2 separate regions of the Homo sapiens genome follow, and region 1 is linked to region 2. The links are chromatin loops, found by intact Hi-C in ENCODE. Cell type or tissue: CD4-positive, alpha-beta T cell. All regions are shown on one strand. Links, peaks and the distances in the headings refer to the core of each region. The heading gives the core; the rest is flanking DNA. Region 1 has its middle 6.4 kb from the start of TMEM141. Region 2 holds the start of SEC16A (SEC16 homolog A, endoplasmic reticulum export factor).

The links. Hi-C counts contacts between places; a loop is a spot of excess contacts. Peaks named below come from ENCODE experiments on the same cell type or tissue, not always from the same donor. Only the 100,000 strongest peaks of a DNase experiment are listed, where the experiment ranks them.
Region 1: it touches region 2 in a loop (3-fold over the local background); 10 of 110 quality-filtered maps call a loop at or near these places.

What each region holds. Positions count from the first base shown.
Region 1 is chr9:136,778,914-136,790,956 of GRCh38, reverse strand. It overlaps the pseudogene ATP6V1G1P3. Among named protein-coding and RNA genes, the nearest start is that of TMEM141, 6.4 kb to the left of the region's middle. RefSeq lists a silencer at 1-226, an enhancer at 2,888-3,047 and a cis regulatory region at 2,955-3,254. In CD4-positive, alpha-beta T cell, for the core only: CTCF peaks have their summits at 2,961 and 3,161 (motif pointing left); a DNase peak (open chromatin) is centred at 3,116.
Region 2 is chr9:136,482,645-136,494,687 of GRCh38, reverse strand. It overlaps SEC16A (SEC16 homolog A, endoplasmic reticulum export factor), which reads left to right and starts at 11,648. Exons shown (of 32, transcript NM_014866.2): 1 at 11,648-11,750. It overlaps NOTCH1 (notch receptor 1), which reads left to right. Exons shown (of 34, transcript NM_017617.5): 34 at 1-255. C9orf163 (chromosome 9 putative open reading frame 163) reads right to left here and starts at 11,193. Exons shown (of 1, transcript NR_172629.1): 1 at 8,621-11,193. RefSeq lists silencers at 5,778-5,827, 10,536-10,965, 11,116-11,295, 11,366-11,475, 11,706-12,025 and enhancers at 10,265-11,009, 11,755-12,043. In CD4-positive, alpha-beta T cell, for the core only: CTCF peaks have their summits at 5,691 and 5,891 (motif pointing left); DNase peaks (open chromatin) are centred at 5,867, 7,722 and 8,245.

The DNA of each region.
Region 1 (12,043 bases), core at 556-5,555, 300 kb before region 2:
GGATCGAGCCTGCTAGAGCGCAGGGGAGAGGGGTGGGGCCTGGGGCCTGGCCACGCCTCTAGGAGCTTGGGCCCTGTGACCTCCGGCGACGACTGGGCGGGGCGAAGGCGGGCACCGGGCGGGGCGTGGCTGAGAGCGTGCGCTCCTCCCCCCGGCCGGGCCTCATTCCCACACTTGCAGAGGCCTGATGATTGTCAGTGTTATTTTGCTTGAGGACTACAATCAGGGATTGAATTTCTCATAAGCCACCACGGAGTGGGGATGTATAAAATCACTGTTTAGCAAAGTGGTTCTGTAACCAGCAGCTTAGTAGCTGAGCCTCAAACTCCTTTTGTTTTGCATGACAAAGAGTCTTTACTTTCAAATAATTATCGATACACCAAGTAATAACATGTACAAGTTCTTGAATTCTATCATCTAGTAATTTTGATTAAGAGAAACTAAAATCAGCCCAAACAATTCCACTAGTATTCACTGGTGTAACCATTAGCAAGAACGGAGGACTTCAAGTCAGGCTGCTGCTTCACACAGGTTACAAATAACTATTTACTACTTTTTCATCGATAAAGTCCCTGATCTTCAAGAAAGTGCTAGGGAAAAAAATTAACCCCTTCCTTTCTTCAAAGAATTATTATGTGGTTTTTTTTTTTAAACTAGATCAAAGAAAGAAAAAGTCAACACTGATATACGTGTTGCTTGAGCCAAAAGGCATGGGAAAAAAGACAACATATAACCATTAAATTCCTAAGAAATATGAGGTAAAAAGATGAAATCTTGGCCAGGTGCGGTGGCTTACGCCTGTAATCCCAGCACCTTGGGAGGCCGAGGCAGGTGGATCACAAGGTCAGGAGTTAAATACTAGCCTGGCCAAGATGGTGAAACCCCGTCTCTACTAAAAATACAAAAATTAGCCGGGCGTGGTGGCAGGTGCCTATAATCCCAGGTACTGGGGAGGCTGAGGCAGGAGAATCACTTGAACCTGGGAGGTGGAGGTTGCAGGGAGCCAAGATCGTGCCACTGCACTCCAGCCTGGGCGACAGAGTGAGACTCTGTTTCAAAAAAAAAAAAAAGGCTGAAGTCTTTAGATAATTTATAAGTCTGTACAAAAAAGCTAGATTTGCTACTCTTCAAAATGTGGAAGGACCTACTCTATAATATATGGAAATAATTTAATGCCATTTGTGGGGAAAAGAGAGATCAGACTGTTACTGTGTCTGTGTAGAAAAAGGAAGACATAAGAAACTCCATTTTGATCTGTACTAAGAAAAATTATTCTGCTTTGAAATGCTGTTAATCTGTAACCTTAGCCCCAACCCTGTGCTCACAGGAACATGTGCTGTATTGACTCAAGGTTTAGGGGATTTAGGGCCGTGCAGGATGTGCCTTGTTAACAATGTGTTTGCAGGCAGTACGCTTGGTAAAAGTCATCACCATTCTCCATTCTCCATTAACCAGGGACACAGTGCACTGCGGAAAGCCGCAGGGACCTCTGCCCAAGAAAGCCTGCGTATTGTCCAGGTTTCCCCCCACTGAGACAGCCTGAGATATGGCCTCGTGGGAAGGGAAAGGCCTTACCGTCCCCCAGGCTGACAACCATAAAGGGTCTGTGCTGAGGAGGATTAGTGAAAGAGGGAGGCCTCTTTGCAGTTGAGATAAGAGGAAGGCATCTGTCTCCTGCTCGTCCCTGGGAATGGAATGTCTTGGTGTAAAACCCAACCGTACATTCTATTTACTGAGATAAGAGAAAACCGCCCTGTGGCTGGAGGTGAGACATGCTGGCGGCAATACTGCTCTTTACTGCACTGAGATGTTTGTGTAAAGTCAAACATAAACCTGGCCTACGTGCACATCCAGGCACAGCACCTTTCCTTAAACTTATTTATGACACAGAGTCCTTTGCTCATGTTTTCCTGCTGACCTTCTCCCCACCATTACCCTATAGTCCTGCCACATCCCCGTCGCCGAGATAGTAGAGCTAGTGATCAATAAATACTGAGGAAACTCAGAGACCAGTGCTGGCGTGGGTCCGCACTTGCTGAGCGCCGGTCCCCTGGGCCCACTTTTCTTCCTTTATACTTTGTGTCTTATTTCCTTTTCTCAGTCTCTCGTCTCCACCTTGTGAGAAATACCCACAGGTGTGGAGGGGCAGGCCCCCTTCATCTGGCACCCATCGTGGGTTCCGTTCTGTAAGGTGAAGATACGCTATGGTGTGATAGTTTAGGACAAAACGAGTACGTCCGTGGTCAGCTTCGCGGTAAGCTTGTGCACTCGGAGGAACCCAGGGTAACAATGGGACAAACTGAAAGTAAATATGCCTCTTATCTCAGCTTCATTAAAATTTTTTTAAGAAGAGGGGGAGTTAGAGCCTCTACAGAAAATCTAATTACACTATTTCAAACAATAGAACAATTCTGCCCATGGTTTCCAAAACAAGGAACTTTAGATCTAAAAGATTGGGAAAAAATTGGCAAAGAATTAAAGCAAGCAAATAGGGAAGGTAAAATCATCCCACTTACAGTATGGAATGATTGGGCCATTATTAAAGCAGCTTTAGAATCATTTCAAACAGGAGAAGATAGCGTTTCAGTTTCTGATGCCCCTGAAAGCTGTGTAATAGATTGTGAAGAAGAGGCAGGGACAGAATTCGAGAAAGGAACGGAAAGTTCACATTGTAAATATGTAGCAGAGTCTGTAATGCCTCGGTCAGCGCAAAATGTTGACTACAATCAATTACAGGAGGTAATATATTCTGGACCACTAAAATTGGGGGGAAAAGGTCCAGAATTATTGGGGCCATCAGAGTCTAAACCACGATGGCCATCAACTCCTCCTCCCGCGGTTCAGATGCCTGTAACATTACAACCTCAAATGCAGGTTAGACAAGTACAAACCCCAAGAGAATATCAAATAGAAAAGGAAAGAGTCTCTATCCCAGCAATGCCAATCCAGATGCAGTATCCACAATATCAGCTGGTAGAAAATAAGACCCAACTGCCGGTAGCCTATCAATACTGGCCGCCAGCCAAACTTCAGTATCGGCCGCCCCCAGAGTATCAGTATGGATGGCCAGGATGTTTCCAGCACCGCAGGGCAGGGCGCTATAGCCGCAGCCGCCCACTATGAGACGTAATCCTACAGCACCACCTAGTGGACAGGGTCGTGCATTACATAAAATTATTGAAAAGACAAAACAAGGGGATACTGACGCGTGGCAGACCCCGGTAATATTAGAACCCATACCACCTGGAAGAGGGGCCCAAGAGGGAGCGCCTCCCCGAGCTGATGCCAGAAATGGGTCCTTTTCTATGAAAATGCTAAAAGACATGAAAGAGGGAGTAAAACAGTATGGACCCAACTCCCCTTATATAAGAACATTATTAGATTCCACTGCTCATGGACATAGACTCATTCCTTATGATTGGGAGATTTTGGCCAAATCATCACTCTCACCTCAATTTTTACAATTTAAGACCTGGTGGATTGATGGGACACAAGAACAGGTCCGAAAAAATAGGGCTGCCAATCCTCCAGTTAACACAGATGCAGATCAAGTATTAGGAACAGGTCAAAATTGGAGCACTACTAATCAACAAGCAATAATACAATATGTGGCCATTGAGCAAGTTAGAGCTATCTGCCTTAGAGCCTGGGAAAAAAATCCAAGACCCGGGAACCACCTGCCCCTCATTCAATACAATAAGACAAGGCTCTAAAGAGCCCTACCCTGATTTTGTGGCAAGGCTCCAAGATGCTGCTCAAAAGTCAATGGCCAATGAGAATGCCCGTAAGGTCATAGTGGAGTTGATGGCATACGAAAACGACAATCCTGAGTGTCAATCAGCCATTAAGCCATTAAAAGGGAATGTCCCAGCAGGGTCAGATGTAGTCTCAGAGTATGTAAAAGCCTATGATGGAATTGGAGGGGCTATGCATAAAGCTATGCTAATGGCTCCAGCAAAAACTGGGGTTGCTTTAGGAGGACAAGTTAGAACATTTGAGGGAAAATGTTATAATTGTGGTCAAATTGGTCATTTAGAAAAGAATTGCCCAGTCTTAAATAAACAGAATATAACAAATCAAACTACTACAGCCAAAAATAAAGAGCCACCTGGCCTGTGTCCAAGATGTGGAAAAGGAAAACATTGGGCTAATCAATGTCGTTCTAAATTTGATAAAAATGGGCAACCATTGTCGGAAAACTGGAAGAGGGGCCAGCCTCAGGCCTCGCAACAAACTGGGGCGTTCCCGATTCAGCCTTTTGTTCCTCAGGGTTTTCAGGGACAACAACCTCCACTGTCACAAGTGCCTCAGGGAACGGGCCAGTTACCACAATACAACAATTGTCCCCCGCCACAAGCGGCAGTGCAGCAGTAGATTTATGTGTTATACCAGCAGTCTCTCTGCTTCCAGGGGAGCCCCCACAAAAAATCCCCTCAGGGGTATACGGCCCACTGCCCGAGGGGACTGTAGGACTCATCTTAGGAAGATCAAGTTTAAATCTAAAGGGAGTTCAAATTCATACTGGTGTGGTTGATACAGATTACAAAGGTGAAATTCAATTGGTTATTAGCTCCTCAATTCCTTGGAGTGCCCGTCCAGGAGACGGAATTGCTCAATTATTACTCCTGCCTTATATTAAGGTTGGAAACAGTGAGACAAAAAGAACAGGAGGGTTTGGGAGCACTGATCTGGCAGGAAAGGCTGCATATTGGGCAAGTCAGGTCTCAGAAAGCAGACCTGTGTGTAAGGCCATTATTCAGGGAAAACAGTTTGAAGGGTTAGTAGACCCTGGGGTGTGGGCGGAAAGCCACCCAGGCGCCGAGACACGAGACTGAAGGCACAAGCTGTTCCAGTATAATCAAGAAAATAGTTAGGAAAAGAGAAAGTTATATTCGAAATAGGATATAGAGATGATTATATATGGATATTATCAATCATTAGTTTTCTGTATTAACCTTTGTATTATTATTATAACCAAAGAAAAACTAGGCCATACAGAGTTAGGAGCTGAAGGGACATTGTGAGAAGTGACCAGAAGACAAGAGTGTGAGCTCTCTGTCACGCCCAGATAAGGGCTGCTTGAGGGCTCCTTGGTCTAGTGGTAGCACCAGCACCTGGGAAGGCACCCGTTACTCAGCGGACCTTGGTCTAGCGGTAGCGCCAGTGCCTGGGAAGGCACCCGTTACTCAGCAGACCTTGGCCTGGCGGTAGCGCCAGCACCTGGGAAGGCACCCATTACTCAGCAGACCTTGGCCTGGCGGTAGCGCCAGTGCCTGGGAAGGCACCCGTTACTCAGCGGACCTTGGCCTGGCGGTAGCGCCAGCGCCTGGAAGGCACCCGTTACTTAGCAGACCAGGAAAGGGAGTCTCCCTTTCCCTGGGAGAGTTAGCGAGCACTCTGCTCCACCAGTTCTTGTGGGGGACCTGACATTCCCCAGGCCTGCCCGCAGTCATCGGAGGCTTCAACGTCTCCCTGTGGTGCTTCAGTGGTCATGCTCCTTGTCCACTTTCATATTCTGCCTGTACACCTGCTGCTTCTCTTAAGTTCTTAGAAGATAGCAGTAGCAGAATTAGCGAAAGTATTAGAGTCTTTGATCTCTCTGATAAGTGCATAGAAGATATGCTAACGTCTGCTGTCCTCCCTCTCTGCTTCAGCTACCACAAAGGGAAAGTCCCCTTGTCATGTGGACACTTGACTTGCTTGTCCTTATCAATCACTTGAGGTGACTCACACTCCTTACCCTGCCCCCTTGCCTTGTATACAATAAATAGCAGTGCATCCAGGCCTTCGGGGCCACTACCGGACTCCGCGCATTGGTGGTAGTGGCCCCAGGGCCCAGCTGTCTTTCCTACTATCCCTTAGTCTCATGTCTTTCTTTCTACAATCTCTCATCTCTGCACATGAAGAGGAAACCCACAAGGTCCTGTAGGGCTGGACCCTACACTGGGGCGGATGTCTCTATCATTGTTTTGCATCAGTGGCCAAGAAATTGGCCAAAAGATGGCTGCAAGTTTGGTGGGCGTAGGCACTGCCTCAGAAGTGTATCAAAGTACTATGATTTTACATTGTTTAGGGCCAGATAATCAAAAAAGTACTGCTCAGCCAATGATTACTCCAATTCCTGTTAATCTGTGGGGTTGAGATTTATTACAACAATGGAGTATGGAAATCAGTATGCCCGCTCCATTATCCAGCCCCATGAGTCAAAAAATCATGACTGAAATGGGACATGTACCAGAAAACGGACTAGGAAAGAGTGAAAATGGTATTGAAGTCCCAATTGAGGCTGAGGGAAATCAAGGAAAAAAAGGGAATAGGTTATCCTTTTTAGGGACGGCCACTGTACAGCCTCCAAAACCCATTCCATTAACTTGGAAAGCAGAAAAACCTGTATGGGTAGATCAATGGCTGCTACCAAAACAAAAACTGGAGGCTTTACATTTATTAGCAAAGGAACAATTAGAAAAGGGACATATTGAGCCTTCATTCTCGCCTTGGAATTCTCCTGTGTTTGTAATTCAGAAAAAATCCGGCAGATGGCGAATGCTAAATGATTTAAGAGCCATTAACGCCATAATTCAACCCATGGGGGCCTCTCCAACCCGCCCTCTCTGGCCCTCATGGCCCTCTCCAGCCATGATCCTCAAAGATTGGCCTTTAATTATAATTGATCTGAAGGATTGCTTTTTTTTACCATTCCTCTGGTGAAGCAGGATTTTGAAAAATTTGCTTATACTATACCAGCCATAAATAATAAGGAACCAGCCACCAGGTTTCAGTGGAAAGTGTTACCTCAGGAAATGTTAAACAGCCCAGCTATTTGTCTGACTTTTGTAGGTCAAGCTCTTCAACTAGTTAGAGACAAGTTTCCAGACTGTTATATTGTTCATTATGTAGATGATATTCTATGTGCTTCAGAAATGAGAGATAAATTAACTGACTGTTACACATTTCTACAAGCAGAGGTTGCCAACGCAGGACTGATGATAGCATCTGATAAAATTCAAACAACAACTCCTTTTCATTATTTAGGGATACAGGTAGAAAATAGAAAAATTAAACCACAAAAAATAGAAATAAGAAAAGATACATTAAAAATATTAAATGAGGCCGGGCACGGTGGCTCACACCTGTAATCCCAGCACTTTGGGAGGCCAAGGTGGGTGGATCACGAGGTCAGGAGATCGAGACCATCCTGGCTAACACGGTGCAACACCAGCTCTACTAAAAATACAAAAAATTAGCCGGGCGCAGTGGCGGGTGCCTGTAGTCCCAGCTACTTGGGAGGCTGAGGCAGGAGAATGGCATGAACCCGGGAGGCGGAGCTTGCAGTGAGCCGAGATCGCACCACTGCACTCCAAATTATTTGAAGAAAATTCGATCAGCACAAGTAAATAGACTAGATCCCTTGGCTCCACTCCAACTTTTGATTTTTGCTACTGCACATTCTCCAACAGGCATCATTGTTCAAAATACAGATCTTGTGGAGTGGTCATTCCTTCCTCACAGTACAGTTAAGATTTTTACATTGTACTTGGATCAAATGGCTACATTAATTGGTCAGGCAAGATTACGAATAATCTAATTGTGTGGAAGTGACCCAGACAAATCATTGTTCCTTTAAACGAGGAACAGTTTAGACAAGCCTTTATCAATTCTAGTGCATGGCAGACTGGTCTTGCTGATTTTGTGGGAATTATTGATAATCATTACCCAAAAACAAACATCTTCCAGTTTTTAAAACTGACTACTTGGATTTTACCTAAAATTACCAGACATAAACCTTTAGAAAATGATCTGACTGTGTTTATTGATGGTTCCAGCAATGGAAAAGCAGCTTACACTGGGCCAAAAGAAGGAGGCCTTGAAACTCAATATCATTCGGCTCAAAGAGCAGAGTTGGTTGCCGTCATTACAGTGTTACAAGATTTTAATCAGCCTATTAATATTGTATCAGATTCTGCATCTGTAGTACAGGCCACAAGGGATATTGAGACAGCCCTAATCAAACATAGCATGGATGATCAGTTAAACCAGCCGTTCAATTTATTACAACAAACTGTGAGAAGAAGAAATCTCCCATTTTATATTACTCATATTTGAGAACACACTAATTTACCAGGGCCTTTAACTAAAGCAAATGAGCAAGCTGACTTACTGGTATCATCTGCATTCACAAAAGCACAAGAACTTCATGCTTTGAGTCATGTAAATGCAACAGGTTTAAAAAATAAATTTAATATCACATGGAAACAGGCAAAAAGTATTGCACAACACTGCACCTGGTGTCAAGCCCTACACCTGCCCACTCAGGAGGCAGGAGTTAATCCCAGAGGTCTGCGTCCTAATGCGTTATGGCAAATGGATGTCACGCATGTTCCTTCATTTGGAAGATTGTCATATGTTCATGTAACAGTTGATACTTATTCACATTTCATGTGGGCAACCTGACAGACAGGAGAAAGTACTTCCCATGTTAAAAGACATTTATTTTTCTTTTTTTGCTGTCATAGGAGTTCCAGAAAAAATTAAAACTGACAATGGACCAGGATACTATAGTAAAGCTTTCCAAAAATTCTTGAATCAGTGGAAAATTGCACGTACAACAGGAATTCCCTATAATTCCCAATGACAGGCCATAGTTGAAAGAACTAATAGAACACCGAAAACTCAATTGGTTAAACAAAGAAAAGAGGGAGACAGTACGGAGTATATCACTCTTCAGATGCAACTTAACCTAGCACTCTATACTTTAAATTTTTTAAACCTTTATAGAAATCAGACTACTACCTCTGCAGAACAACATCTTACTGGTAAAAAGAACAGCCCACATGAAGGAAAACTAATTTGGTGGAAAGACAACAAAAATAAGACATGGGAAATAGGGAAGGTGGTAACGTGAGGGAGAGGTTTTGCTTGTGTTTCACCAGGAGAAAATCAGCTTCCTGTTTGGATACCCACTAGACATTTAAAGTTCTACAATGAACCCATCGGAGATGCAAAGAAAAACGCCTCCGTGGAGACAGAGACACCGCAATTGAGCACCATTGACTCGCCAGATGAACAGAATGGTGATATTAAAAGAACAAATTTTTGAAGCATCAAAAGCCCATTTAAATTTGGTACCAGGAACTGAGGCAATTGCGGGAGTTGCTGATGGCCTCACAAGTCTCTCTCTCTCTCTTTTTTTTAGACGGAGTCTCACTTTGTCGCCCAGGCTGGAGTGCAGTGGCACTATCTCGGCTCACTGCAAGCTCCACCTCCCAGGTTCATGCCATTCTCCTGCCTCAGCCTCCTGAGTAGCTGGGACTACAGGCGCCTGCCACCACGCCCAGCCAATTTTTTTGTATTTTTTTAGTAGAGACAGGGTTTCACTCTGTTAGCCAGGATGGTCTCAATCTCCTGACCTCGTGATCCACCCACCTTGGCCTCCCAAAGTGCTGGGATTACAGGCGTGAGCCACCGTGCCCAGCCGGCCTCACAAGTCTTAACCCTGTCACTTGGGTTAAAACCCTCGGAAGTTCCGCTATCGTAAATTTCGTGTTAATGCTTCTGTCTGTTGTCAGTCTGCAGCTGTACCCAACAGCTCCGAAGAGACAGCGACCATCGAGAATGGGCCATGATGATGATGGTGGTTTTGTCAAAAAGAAAAGGGGGAAATGTGGGGGAAAGAGAGGTCAGACTGTTACTGTGTCTATGTAGAAAAAGGAAGACATAAGAAACTCCATTTTGATCTGTATTAAGAAAAATTCTTCTGCTTTGACATGCTGTTAATCTGTAACCTTAGCCCCAACCCTGTACTCACAGAAACATGTGCTGTGTTAACTCAAGGTTTGAGGGATTTAGGGCTATACAGCATGTGCTTTGTTAACAATGTGTTTGCAGGCAGTATGCTTGGTAAAAGTCATCGCCATTCTCCATTCTCCATTAACCAGGGACACAGTGCACTGCGGAAAGCCGCAGGGACCTCTGCCCAAGAAAGCCTGCGTATTGTCCAGGTCTCCCCCCACTGAGACAGCCTGAGATATGGCCTCATGGGAAGGGAAAGACCTGATCGTCCCCCAGGCTGACACCCATAAAGGGTCTGTACTGAGGAGGATTAGTGAAAGAGGAAGGCCTCTTTGCAGTTGAGATAAGAGGAAGGCATCTGTCTCCTGCTCATCCCTGGGAATGGAATGTCTTGGTGTAAAGCCCAATCATACATTCTGTTTACTGAGATAGGAGAAAACTGCCCCATGGCTGGAGGTGAGACATGCTGGCGGCAATACTGCTCTTTACTGCACTGAGAGGTTTGTGTAAAGTCAGACATAAACCTGGCCTACGTGCACATCCAGGCACAGCACCTTTCCCTAAACTTATTTATGACACAGAGTCCTTTGCTCATGTTTTCCTGCTGACCCTCTGCCCACCATTACCCTATAGTCCTGCCATGTCCCCCTCACCGAGATAGTAGAGCTAGTGATCAATAAATACTGAGGAACTCAGAGACCAGCGTCGGTGCAGTTCCTCACTTGCTGAGTGCCGGTCCCCTGGGCCCACTTTTCTTCCCTTATACTTTGTCTTTGTGTCTTATTTGTTTTCTCAGTCTCTCATCTCCACCTGGTGAGAAATACCCGCAGGTGTGGAGGGGCAGGTCCCCTTCATAATTTCATAAGACTATAACTAGAGCTATGCTAAAGCTTCATATTTCATGAGGGCATCTAAAATGCCTATCCAAAGAACAGGTGCTTCTCTTCTTCTATCCATTTATGCGGTAGTTTTCATGCATTTCTGGCTGAATGTCACAGACAAAAGCCAAGAGGTTATCCCAGACTTCATCCCTGTTGTGAGGAAAGTAGGTCTGGAGGATGGTCATCTTCTCCTGGGTCTCCTTCTCCACTTTGGTGCTGCCAGTGCCATGGATTCCAGTGCCGCAGCTTCCTTGGCTTTCAACTCTTTCTCCCTCTGCAGGTGGTACTGTTCAATTTCAGCCTGAGCTGCTTCTTTGGCCTGTGTCAGCCTCCAGTTCTTTCTTTTTTTTTTGAGACGGAGTCTCGCTCTGTGGCCCAGGCTGGAGTGTAGTGGCAGCGATCTTGGCTCACTGCAACCTCTACCTCCCAGGTTCAAACAATTCTCTGCCTCAGCCTCCTGAGTAGCTGGGACTACAGGTGCATGCCAGCATGTTGCAGGAAGTCAGGGACCCCGAATGGAGGGACCAGCTGGAGCCGCAGCAGAAGAACACAAATTGTGAAGATTTCATGGACATTTGTCAGTTCCCAAATAATACTTTTACAATTTCTTATGCCTGTCTTTACTTTAGTCACTTACTCCTGTTATCTTTGTAAACTGAGGATGTAAGTCACCTCAGGACCACTGTGATAATTGTGTTAACTGTACAAATTGATTGTAAAACATGTATGTTTGAACAATATGAAATCAGTGCACCTTGAAAAAGAACAGAATAACAGCAATGTTTAGGGAACAAGGGAAGACAACCATAAGGTCTGACTGCCTGCAGGTTCGGGCAAAAAAAGCCATATTTTTCTTCTTGCAGAGAGCCTATAAATGGACATGCAAGTAGGAGAGACGGGGAGGAGATGGTGTTGTTGTTCTAGTTTGAGGGTCGCAGAGCTGGAGACCTGAGGAGGAGCCGGTGTTGATCTAGTTTGAGCATTGGGGAGCTGGAGACCCTGGAGGAGCTGGTGTTGATCCAGTTTGAGGGTCGGGGAGCTGGAGACCTGAGGAGGAGCCGGTGTTGATCTAGTTTGAGGGTTGGGGAGCTGGAGACCCTGGAGGAGCTGGTGTTGATCTAGTTTGAGCATTGGGGAGCTGGAGACCCTGGAGGAGCCAGTGTTGATCTAGTTTGAGCGTTGGGGAGCTGGAGACCCTGGAGGAGCTGGTGTTGATCTAGTTTGAGGGTCACGGAGCTGGAGGCCTGGGGAGGAGCCAGTGTTGATCCAGTTTGAGGGTCGGGGAGCTGGAGACCCTGGAGGAGCTGGTGTTGATCCAGTTGGAGGGTCACGGAGCTGGAGACTGAGGAGGAGCCAGTGTTGATCCAGTTTGA
Region 2 (12,043 bases), core at 3,300-8,299:
CCGCTGCCGTGCCGCCTGCACTCCTCAGGGCAGCCTCCCCCGGCTCTACGGGGGCCGCGTGGTGCCATCCCCAGGGGGCATGACCAGATGCGTCCCAAGATGTTGATTTTTACTGTGTTTTATAAAATAGAGTGTAGTTTACAGAAAAAGACTTTAAAAGTGATCTACATGAGGAACTGTAGATGATGTATTTTTTTCATCTTTTTTGTTAACTGATTTGCAATAAAAATGATACTGATGGTGATCTGGCTTCCACTCCCCTCTGCTCTGGCCTTTGGCTCCCTTTCTGGGAGGGAGGCAGGGCTGCTATGCTCTGAGGGAGCCAGGAGTCGAGGGCCCCTTCTGCTGGGAGAGTGACGGTGAGGCTGCCTAGTCCTGGCCCACGGGGGTGTGGGGACCACGCTGCCTCCAGGGACTCCATGGTGTCTGCAGCCTGCCTGGTCCAGGCCCTTTGTAGGGAGATGGACACACAGCAGCAAGGGGGTTGCAGCCCTATGGGAGGTGGGGCTCGTGCCTGGGGTGACACGGCTCCCAGGACACCATGCGTGAGTCTGGCCCTCCTGGCAGCTCGGGGCTCTTCTCCTCTCAGCCTCGGAGGGATGAAGGTCCCACCCAGCCATCCTGGGGACAGCCCCTCAGGGAGCTCTGCAGCAGGCAGGGGGCTGCATAGGGAGGGCCTTGAGGCAGTGGCATGACCCCTCTACGGGCTGGAGACCACAGGGAGGACTCTGGCCCCTATAGGAGGGCAAAGGGAGCTGTCGAAGCCTATGAGCAGGGCAGCATGGGTCGTGGCAGAGTCTGGAAAGTTGTGTGATCCTAAGGAACTGGCTGAGCGAGGCAGAGGCGGCCTGGTCCTGGGGCCCTGCCCCTGAATAGAGCTGCCAGCCTCACACAAGGGTGGGCCCCTTCTCTCCCCACTGCCTGGGCCTCTGCCCAGCCCCAGACCTTCAGGGCAGGCCAGTGGCTTCAAACCAGAGCGGTGGGGAGTCTGAGATCCCTCTTTGGATTGCAAAGCACTGCCTGCCCTGGGCCCAGTCTCTCCAAGGAGGGATGTGAGCCCGAGGCCTCTACTATGGCTGGGGGCTGCGTCTGCCAGCCAGCGCTGGGCACCAGGACCAGGAGGGGCCACCGTGGAACTGCAGTGAGTGGCCTGACTCTTGTCTTCAAAGGGGGTGACCCAGCCGGAGTCCTGCCCATAAAACTCCCAGCACCCTGAAATTCCACTCCTGGGGGTCTGTCCGAAAGAAGTGAAAACAGGGACTCAAACAAACGCACGTGGCCACTTGCTGTCCCGGCATCACTCAGTACAGCCACAGACAGCCTGAGCGTCCACTGCCAACGACGGGTCAGCAAAACCGTCTGCTGTGACGGTGAACCTTAGTGTCAGCTTGGCCGGGCCATTTCGCCAAACGGAGTGTGTCTCTGAGGTGTTCTGGATGAGGTTCGCATTTGCATCCACAGCCCGGGTAAGGCAGTCCGCCCTCCCCAGTGTGGGTGGGCCCCGTGCGGTCCGCTGAGGCCTGGGGAGAACAATAGGCCGAGTGCCAGGGGTCCTCCCACCCAACCGCTTGCACTGGACATTGGTCTTTTCCTGCCTTCAGACTTGGACTGAAAACGTGGGCTCTTCCTGGGCCTGGAGCCCACCGGCCTTCGGACTCGCAACGCCATCAGGCCTCCTGCCTGCAACTGCAGACCCTGGGAACTGCAGGCCTCGAGGTCGTGTGGCCAATTCCCTGCAATAACCTCTCCAGTGGCACGTCTTATGGGCTCCGCTTGCCGGAAGAACCCTGACGAATGCGCACGAGGGAATATGATTCCACCGTAGAAAAGGAGGCGCTGACACCCACCATGCGGACAAGCCTTGGAAGCACGGTGCTCAGTGAAGGGTGCCGGCCGCAAAGGGCCGCAGGTGCAGTGACTCCATTTCTATGGGGTGCCTGTGGTCACCGAACCCATGGAGACAGAAAGTAGATTGATGGTTCCCAGAGCCGGGGGGAGGAGGAAAGGGGAGTGGCTGCTAAACGGCCCGGGGTTTTTTTTTGTTTTGTTTTGTTTTTATACTTTAAGTTTTAGTTTATTGTGGCACTGTTCACAATAGCAAAGACTTGGAACCAACCCAAATGTCCAACAATGATAGACTAGATTAAGAAAATGTGGCACATATATACCATGGAATACTATGCAGCCATAAAAAATGATGAGTTCATGTCCTTTGTAGGGACGTGGATGAAGACGGCCCGGGGTTTTACTTTGGAGTGACGCAAATGTTCTGGGCCCAGGGAGAGGTGGTGCGTGCACAGCCCTTCGAGTGCACTAAATGCCAATAACGCGGACACTTTTTTTTTTTTTTTTTGAGACGGAGTCTCGCTCTGTCACCCAGGCTGGAATGTGGTGGCGTGATCTTGGCTCACTGCAACCTCCGCCTCTGTGTTCAAGTGATTCTCCTGCCTCAGCCTCCAAAGTAACTGGGATTACAGGCCCCTACCACCACACCCGGCTAATTTTTTTGTATTTTTAGTAGAGATTGGGTTTCACCATGTTGGCCAGGCTGGTTTCAAACTCCTGATCTCAAGTGATCCACCCGCCTCGGCCTCTTAAAGTGCTGAGGTTACAGGCGTGAGCCACTGCACCTGGCCTAACTCGTACACTTTAAAGTGGTTAATTTTAGGTTCTGTGAGTCTCACCTCAATATGTTATTTTTTTTTTTTAATTAAAAAAAGTTTTTGAGACAGGGTCTTGCTCTGTCACCCAGGCTGGAGTGCAGTGGTGCCATGATAGCTTATTGCAGCCTCAACCTCCTGGGCCCAGGTGATCCTCCCACCTTGGTCTCTCTAGCAGCTGGGATTACAGGTGCACACCACCTCACCCACCCAATTTTTTTGTTATTTTTTGCAGAGATGGGGTCTCACTTTGTTGCCCAGGTTGGTCTCGAACTCCTGAGCTCATGCAGTCCTCTCCTCACCTTGGCCTCCCAGAGTGCTGGGATTACAGGTGTGGGCCACTGCGCCTGGCCACATATGCAACTTTAAATATTTCAGTAGCCACATTAAAAAGGTAAAAAGAAACAGGCAAAGTGTATATTAATACTACAGCTTAGTTAATCCAATATATCAAAAATATTATTTTAACACAACATAAAAAGTGAATGAGTTTTTTTTTGTTGTTTTTTGTTTTTTGAGACAGAGTCTCCCTCTGTCACCCAGGCTGGAGTGCAGTGGTGCGATCTCAGCTCACTGCAACTTCCGCCTCCCGGGTTCAAGCGATTCTCCTGCCTCAGCCTCCCGAGTAGCTGGGATTACAGGCACCTGCCACCACGCCCAGCTAATTTTTGTATTTTTAGTAGAGAGGGGGTTTCACCATGTTGGCCAGGCTGGTCTTGATCTCTTGACCTCGTGATCGGCCCACCTCGGCCTCCCAAAGTGCTGGGATTATAGGCGTAAGCCACCACGCCCGGCCGTGAATGAGATGTTTTATATTCTTTTTGTTTGTTTGTTTTTGGTACTGTGTCTTTGAAACCCAGGATGTACAGTACACTCACAGCACCCTAGATTGGGCCTGGCCACACTTTAAAAGGTGTTCAGTATCTCCAGGAGGCTCACGTCCAGATTCGGACTCTTCAGCAGGATGCCAAGGGGGCTCCAGACAGTTCCACCCAGCGCAGGAAAACACCAAGTGTATCTTCAGCCTGGTGACTCACTCCACGCCGCTGCCGGCGTGAACCCCGAGTGTGGCGCTGCGTCCCTCTGGATAGAGCAAAGGAGGGTCCCAAGAGCCCGGAGGCACCAACTCATCAGGGCCCACAAATCAGGCCCCCGGCAGGCAGGGCTGCCTCCATCCAAGAGGGAAGCACGGTGCCGTAGCCCCCGGGCTGCTCCAGGGATCGACAGGCCTGTGCTGCCTTCATCCCAAAAGTCTCACTTGCAAAGGGTGTCCGTGGGGCTCAACTGCGTGCTCAGCGGTGGACTGATTTCGTTCTGTGTGGCTCCTTATCTCATCGTGGACCCAAATCCACGAACCACACATGAGGAGCTCTGCTGGAGGGGGCAGCACTGGGCAGAGGCAGACAAGGGGGAGCGTCACGCGGCTGTTTCCCGTGGTGAGCATCCACCAGCAGCGGTTCCTGGTGGGACACCGACGTATTCGTCTGCAAAAGTAAAAGTGTTTCAAAACAAAACCGGGTCCAGCTTGGTCCCGGTGCGTTGAAAGTGCTGGCGTTGGCCAGGCGTGGTGGCTCACGCCTGTAATCCCAGCACTTTGGGAGGCTGAGGCGGGTGGATCACAAGGTCAGGAGATTGAGACCATCCTGGCTAACACGGTGAAACCCCGTCTCTACTAAAAAATACAAAAAATTAGCCGGGCGTGGTGGCAGGCGCCTGTAGTCCTAGCTACTTGGGAGGCTGAGGCAGGAGAATGGCGTGAACCTGGGAGGCGGAGCTTGCAGTGAGCAGAGATCATGCCTCTGCACTCCAGCCTGGGCGACAGAGCAAGACACTCTCACAAAAAAAAAAAAAAAAAAAAAAAAAAAAAAAAAAAGTGCTGGCGTTAGTGGAGGTCTCTCAGAGGGGGCGTTGCAGGGCCTCCCACGTTACTCAGGCTTTGCAGACGAAGACGCAGGGTCAGTGAGTGAGCGAGCTTTGGGAAAGGCTGTTCTTCAATCTGCATCTTGAAGGTGGCTGGGTGGCGCCTCAGTCGCCTGCCCCGACGTGACTCCCGATCTGGCTGCTTTGTGTCTTTGCTTTCCACCTGGCGGCTGCTGTCCTGGCTGTTGCTGTACCTCAGTGTCCTCGTGGGTCAAGTGGGGACCTGGGTGCTGGCCCTGGGCCTGCGATGGTGAGCTGCTGGTGCACGCTGGGCATGGGGTGAGGGCTCAGAAAGGGAACAGCTCTTGTTATCGTTAGGAGGTTTTCAATCGCATTCTTTGTTCTCCACCTGCATGCCGTGTTGGCACAGTTAAGCCTGGCGGCCCCTTCAGCAGGTGTCCTAACCGTCTACATTTTAAGATGGACAAGTCTAGGCTCATGGAGATTGCAGGACTGAGCTGCGAAGCTTTATTCATGCCCAACACGACAGGTGCCAGGTGCCCAGGGCCTCAGAGGTGGGTTTCCGTTGTTCTTCACACAACCTTGAACTTGTGGCCCATCCCTGGACCTTACAGCACAGGACACACTCTCAGTGTTTGTTAGGAATCTATAATTTTCTGCGGAGTCACGCGTGATATTTGCTGTGGCTTTTGGTATATCTTCCACTCTATCGCACGGGATTTTCTGGTGAAAATGTGCCCTGGGTCCACACAAACGTGCACATTCTACCACAGCCTTTGTCGTTCTGTTTGGCATTTTTCCATTTAATAAAATGAACCTTAGAAAAGTTATAACTACGGCCAGGCGTGGTGGCTCACACCTGTCATCCCAGCACTTCGGGAGGCCGAGGCGAGAGGATCACCTGTGGTCAGGAGTTCCACACCAGCCTGGTCAACTGGTGAAACCCCCCTCTCCACTAAAAATACAAAAATTAGCTGGGCACCATGGTGGGCACCTAGAATCTCAGCTACTTGGGGGGGCTGAGGCAGGAGAATTGCTTGAATTCGGAAGGAGGAGGTTGCAGTGAGCTGAGATTGCACCACTGCACTCCAGCCTGGGGGATACAGTGAGACTCGGTCTCAAAAAAAAAAAAGAAAAGTGTATAACTTTACTTTTTTTTCTTTTTGTGGAGATGGAATCTTGCTATGTTGCCCAGGCTGGTCTCAAACCCCTAGGTTCAAGTGATCCTCCCACTTTGGCCTCCCAAAATGCTGAGACGACAGATGGGAGCAACCTCACCTGGCAAGCGTGCACCTGTTACTTTGGCCGACTCAGAGGCGGCTCTCTGCCTCCCCCTGGTGGCACTGCTCTGCCAGCGCCCCACAGGTCCTCCCGAGTGACCACAGGGCAGAAATGGCCCTCACCCCACGCCCAGGGCCATCCCCCGCGACACTGCTATTATCCTGTTTTACACATGAGGAAGCTGGGGCTCAAAGAGGTTAGGCGACTTAGCCAAGTTCGCCCATTCACTGAGCCAGGGCTATGTGATTCCCGGTCCGTGTCAAACCACGAGGAGTCACCTGCCCTCAGAGGAGCAGGAAGGCCTGTAGAGTTGATGCCATCCAGCCTGGTGACTTTTCAGACAGGGAGACGGCTGCTCAGAGGGGAGAAGGGGGTTGTTGGGCCACTTTGCCAGGAGTCAATACCATGGCCAGCCTGGCATCGGATACTTTGCCAGGAGTTAATGCCACGACTGGCCTGGCATCGAATACTGGAGCTCTTCCCAGCTCCACCCGGGCCCTTTTCTCTTCCCTATCTACAGTCCCCAGGCCACCAAGTCCATGTCCACCACTTAAATCATCACTCAATGCTCAGGACTGTCTCCTGCCTGCTGTGTGTGAACCCCGTGCTGTGCTGGGGTTGTGCCCTCGGGGACTCTCCCGGGTTCTTGGGGACTCTCCTGGGTTCAGCGCCTCTTTCTCCTAGGCCACCCAAGGCTGCCTCCTGGGCCCTGGCTCTCCCTAGCCCCTAGCTCGAACCCTAACCTGGAGAGCCTTTGGGGCCCAAACTGGTTGCATCGCTCCTGGCTGAAAAGCCTCTGGAAGCTTCCTATACTTCCAGACACCACCTGCGGGTCTCTTAGCAAGCCTACAGAGTCCACACTAGCCTACGCCCACTGGCCGCTCACCCCGCAGAAGCCTCATGTGGACTGTTCACTTCAGCCAGAAATGCTCCTTCTCCTCCTGCCTGTCCCCAGCAGACACTGCATGGTGCCCTCTGTATGGGCACCTCTGTGGCCAGCCAGCATCCATGTTCCCCGGAGGCAGAGTCTGGGCTTGTCTGTCTCACGGCCACAGCCCAGCTCCTAGCAGTGCCTGGGGTACAGCAGGGACTCAGCAGACATCTGTGCATGGTTTGGGGATAGAGGACTCGTGAGCTTACCAAGACCCTGCCTCAGCTCAAGGACAGCCAGCAGTTCCTCCTGTGGCCCTGGGGGCCTGCGGTCCCAGGTTACTGTGACATCGACATCAGCCTTGAGCTTTCTGCTTCATTCCTAGTGCTTTTTAGCACCTTACATGGTAAGTACTTGGCTCAATGATTCCAGAAAAATGTTCTCTGAGACCTGCTATGTGCCCAACATGCTTGAAGATGCTGGAGATGAGGAGCATGACGCTCCTGCAGTAACGAGGCTGCTGGCAATGCCGTCAATGTGCCCTGTGCCTCCGGGGAGGCCTGGTGTGGAGGATACGCTTGCCACCCTGTGAGGTCAGGTCCAGGAAGTCCTTGCAGGAGGCCGGGAAAGGGCAAGGCTGTCACCTTCTTTTACAGGGGAGGAGGCAGAGGCTTGGAAAGGCCAGGTAGCTTGCCCAAGGCTGAACACCTGGGTAGTGGCTGAGGGTCTCTGACTTCTGGAAGCTTGCAGTACAGCTGGACACACGGTAGTTAGCCCACCATTGCTGGAGCCATCTTACCTGTGCTCTGCTAGCCAGGTGGGCGCCCAAAAGGAGATGCCTTTGCCTGTGCTGGGAGGAGGCGCTGTGGGACCCATTCCCCAGCAGCCGAGAGCAAGGGCACATGTGCCAGGGCGGGGATGCACCTTCAGCCTCATGTCAGCCCTGGGAAGGCCTAGAAAGTGGACAGTGCTGTCTCGCTGCACACCCCTGGCGAGCACACCGGGCGAGCACTCCAGGTTAGGGTGGGGCTCAGAGGTGAGTAGAACACGGGAAGGGGGTGGCAGCGTGGTGAGCATGTTTGCGGACCCTATGCTGTGTGCTTGGCAGGCCTTGTGCATGGAAGTGAGTGGGACTGAAGCTCCCTCCACACTGCCCACCATGGCCCTGGGGGTCTGGCCTTCCCCTCACAGAGGTGACTTCCTCTCCTCTATGAGGGTAAGAAGAGGAAGCCTGGCCCACCCTCTGGCCAGCCTGGTGGCATGCTGACAGGGAACCCCTGCAGGGGCCTGATGAACAAACGCCACAGAACAAACTCTACGGACCCTGCCTCCAGATCTGCTTCCTCTCCCCTGATTCCAGCTTCCCAGCCCTATTCCCTCCTCCTCCAGGAAGAGCTCCGTGTCAGTGCTCTCCACCTTGGAGGCCTTCATATGTTTTTTTGCCTGGACCACCCAGCTAACCGTCTCACAGAGACTGCCCCTTCCTCTCTCCAGGCCAAGCCTCCAGCTTCAGCGTCCAGGACTAAGGGTCTGTGTCAGGGGCTGAGGACAGTGTCCGGCAGGGAGCAGGCCTGCCCAGTAAACCTCCACAAGCACCCAGACATACTCGCCACTGCTATTTTACACCAGGTAGGAAAGAGGAGCAGAAGCTCACAGTGAGGGGCCGTCCTGCGTTCACTGAGACTGCTGCTCTGCTGGGGGCTCCCTGGAGGACCGCCACTGGCCCGCCAGTTGTCAGCAAAGAGCCAGGTCCACCCATCAGCCTCTGGCATTTCAGGCCCCTATCATAGGAGGCTATAAGCACAGGCTAGGGGTGCTGAGTGCCTGCCTTCTAGACCAACACTGTCCAGTGGAAATGTAACACCAGCCCCATGTGGAGTTTTACATTTCCCAGCAGCTATGTCAAAAACAAAAGAAACAGGTGAAATAAAATTAAATAGTATTTTGTTTAATCTGATACATCCAAGATATTGTCATTTTAATATGCAATAAAAAATGATTGATTCGATATTTGCATCCTTCACAACCTACCATGTAGTTTACACTCAGAGCCCAGCTCAGTCTCACAGCAAGCACCAGCGGCCCCCGTGCTGGACAGCATGGCTAATGGGAGGAGCTGACCCGTCGGAGGCACCAAGGTCACGCTGTGACCAAGGCTGTGGTGACGCAAAGGCAGCGGGTTTCCTGGCACAGCCTGGAGGTGCACCAGCCTGTCCTGTGTGCTCTGCATAATGTGGTACAGCAGTGGTCACAGAGCTTTGCACCAGATGCTGATTCCAGCCCACCTAGGGGGGTTCAGGGAAGTGGTGACACTTGTGTCCAGCCTCCAGGTGTGAGCAGGGGCAGAGACTTGGAGAATGGAGAAACCAGCGGATGCTGCAGGCAAAAGCAGCAAAGCCCCACCAGGAATAGTGATGGCCACCACCGGCGGGACACCTCCCAGCACTGGGTGGAGGCCTCTGCTGGCTCGCAGTCAGTCACCTGATGTCCCCATTCGCCCCTGCCATGCTTGTTGTCCTGGCAACCCCATTTCAGCCCTGAAACGTTTAGGTGCTCATCTTGCTCTATCTTAGAGATGAAGACCTGATGCTCAGAGACTAAGGAAGTTGAAAAAGGGCACACAGCGTCTCAGGGGCAGGCTGGGCCTTCAACGGAAGGGTCTATGGCCCAGAGGCTGGATGGGCTCGGGTGTAGGGTGCAGGAACCCTCCACTCCACATCAGGCTACAAACTGCTGAGAGCTGTCTCCGTGCACTCAGGATTAGGGAGAAGAGGGGGAAGAAAGACAGCCGCGCCCCCTGCAGGTGATGTGGTGATTCACACCCCTAGGAGCCAACAGAAGCCGCTGTCTAACATCCCTGCCCTGAGGTCCAGAGACCTTGCATTTTATGCCTAGGGCAGGGTTGGTTTCTGCAGCTATGGTCTCTCCCATAGCTTAGTGCCCACCCCGGTGGGACCACAGGGTTTCGGAGGACCCTAGAGGGTCGAGCCCTGGGCTCCTGGCTCTTGGGTTCTTTGAACTCGCGAGCGGCAAAAGGCGAGCCCCACGCCTGAGAGGCAGCATCCACCTCTGCATCCCCCTCTTTGGAAAGGGCAAACAATGACACCTCCTTCCGCGGAGGGTGCAGAGCGCCTCGACCACTGGGAAGAAGCAGATGGGGGCAGCGGGGCTGGGGCTGGGCCCTACCACGTGCTCCCTAACTCTGTTCAAACAGGTCAGGAATCTGACTCCTGAAAGGCAAATGTTAGCTGAGCAGATTGGCCCTGGTGCCACGTCAGCCGGACTGAAGCTCTCCCTGCACCGCCTGCGGCCCTGCTGGCGTGGCACGGATATCACCCCCTCCCTCACCAGCCGCCGGCCCAGCTGGGGACAAGGGTGGCTCCCACCCAGGGAGGACCTCAGCCGCTGCTGGGAGCTCAGCCTCCCGCGATGCCATCGGGCGGGCACCCCCACCACGGCGCCTGCCCTCTGGAAGGAGCAGCAGAGGAAGGCCGCGGCTCTTCCCTGCCCTTGCCAGGCAGGTGTGCAGGTGAGTGGGCCCGGCATGGCTGGCCGCTTCCTCAACCGCTCAGCCTCCCTCGGCTCCTCCGAAAAATGAGGGCACAGAGGATAGTGCCCACCTGTTCCCTGCGATCTTCCGCGGGAGGGCGTGGATGCTGCCTGGCCTGGCCGTGGCAGGCACAGGAGCGCCTACCCGCCTCACCCCTCCGCTGGGTCGCTCTGGCCGCCCGAGCGCCCGGGCCCACTCGCCACCGACGTGCACTCAGCCAAGGCTGGGACCCCAGCGCCCCTGTGGGGCTGGCGGCCGGGGGAACGAACCGAGTAGGCCGCACCTCCCCGGGAGGACAGCAGGGCTGGGGCCAGGGTGGGCCTGGGAGGGCCCGGCGCAGCAAAGGCGCAGGGCGGAGCTTGGGGACGAGGAGCCCGCGCGTCCCCCTTGCGAGTCGGCGGACACCCGGCTCCGCGCGGTGGCCGGGCCGCCCCTCCCTGCCCGGGCCTCTGTGCAGAGCGAAGGGACAGTAGAGGATGCGTCGGGGAAACCCCAGGACGCTGGCCAGGGACTGGCGGCAGCCATCGACCAACTTCCGGCGCCGCTCGGTGCCCGCGGCCACGCCGTAACCAGGCAACCAGCGCGCAGGCGCAGTCGGCCCTCCGCGTCCCGCAGCTCCGGCCGCTCCCGGCGCATGCGCGGCCGCCGCCGCCTGCCCTCCAGCCTCCCAGCCCAACGGAAGAATGCGAGGAGCGCGCCCGCGTCAGGGCCCCGCGCTTCTCAGCTGGGCGGAGTAGCCGTTCTCGGTGCGTGAGCCTGCTGGCATCGGTCCTGCAGACTGATTTCCCGCTTGTGGCCTTGATTGAAGAATCCCATCTCTTCTCACATCTTAAAACGAAAAAAGACTGGGAGAAAGAGCCAGCGTAAACAGGGCGACGTACTGGGACGGCCCCGGCGCGCCTGGCCGGGCAGGTGGCGAGGGGCGGGGCCAAGCGGTGAGGCGGCAGACGGACGCCGGAGGGGGGCGGGGCCACGGGCGGGGAAGGACGGCCGAGGGGCGGGGCCAAAGGGGCGGGAACGACAGGATGAGGCGGAGAAAGACGGACGACGGGCGGGGCTAAGGGGGCGGGACGAAAGAATGAGGCGAGGAACGACGGAAGAGGGGCGGGGCCAAGGGGAGCGGGAACTACAGGATAAGGCGTGGAAGACGGGCGGGGGGCGGGACGAAAGAATGAGGCGGGGAAGAACGGACGCCGGCGAGGGGCGGGGGCAGAGGGGGCGGGACAGAGGGATGAGGCGGGGAGGACGGACGCCGGCGAGGGGCGGGGCCGAGGGATGGGCTGTGAAGGGCTGAAAGAGAACGCGTCTGGGCCGACGAGCCGAGGGGCGGGGCCAGGGGCGGGGCGCGCGCTGATGTCGTAAGCCGGACACGTCGGCGGCGCGGCGGCCGCGGAGACCCGAGCCGGATGTGCCAAGATGGCTGCGGCGGCTGAGGTGTCTGTGCTCGTCGCCAGCGTCGGGTGGGCTTTCGCCCGCGGCTCCTGAGGGATCGGTCTCAGCCGCGCGGGTGAGGGGGCGAGCGCGGGTGAGGGGGCGAGCGCGGGAGGAGGAAGGCGGAGGCCGGCCGGCGGAGCCAGGCCGTGGAGGTCGGGGCGCGGAGGAGAGGAGGCGGCTGGGCCCAGCCCCGAGCGGGCGGTGCATCTCGGGTCCCGCCGGGGCCGGTCGAGGGGACAGACGTCCGGGCCCCCGGGCCAGAGCGGAAGGCCGGACGCGGCGCGGGCCGCCGTGGGACTCGAGGGACTGACGTGGACCCGGCTGGGCTGCGGTGACGCCGGTTCCCGGGGCGGGAGGCTGGACCCC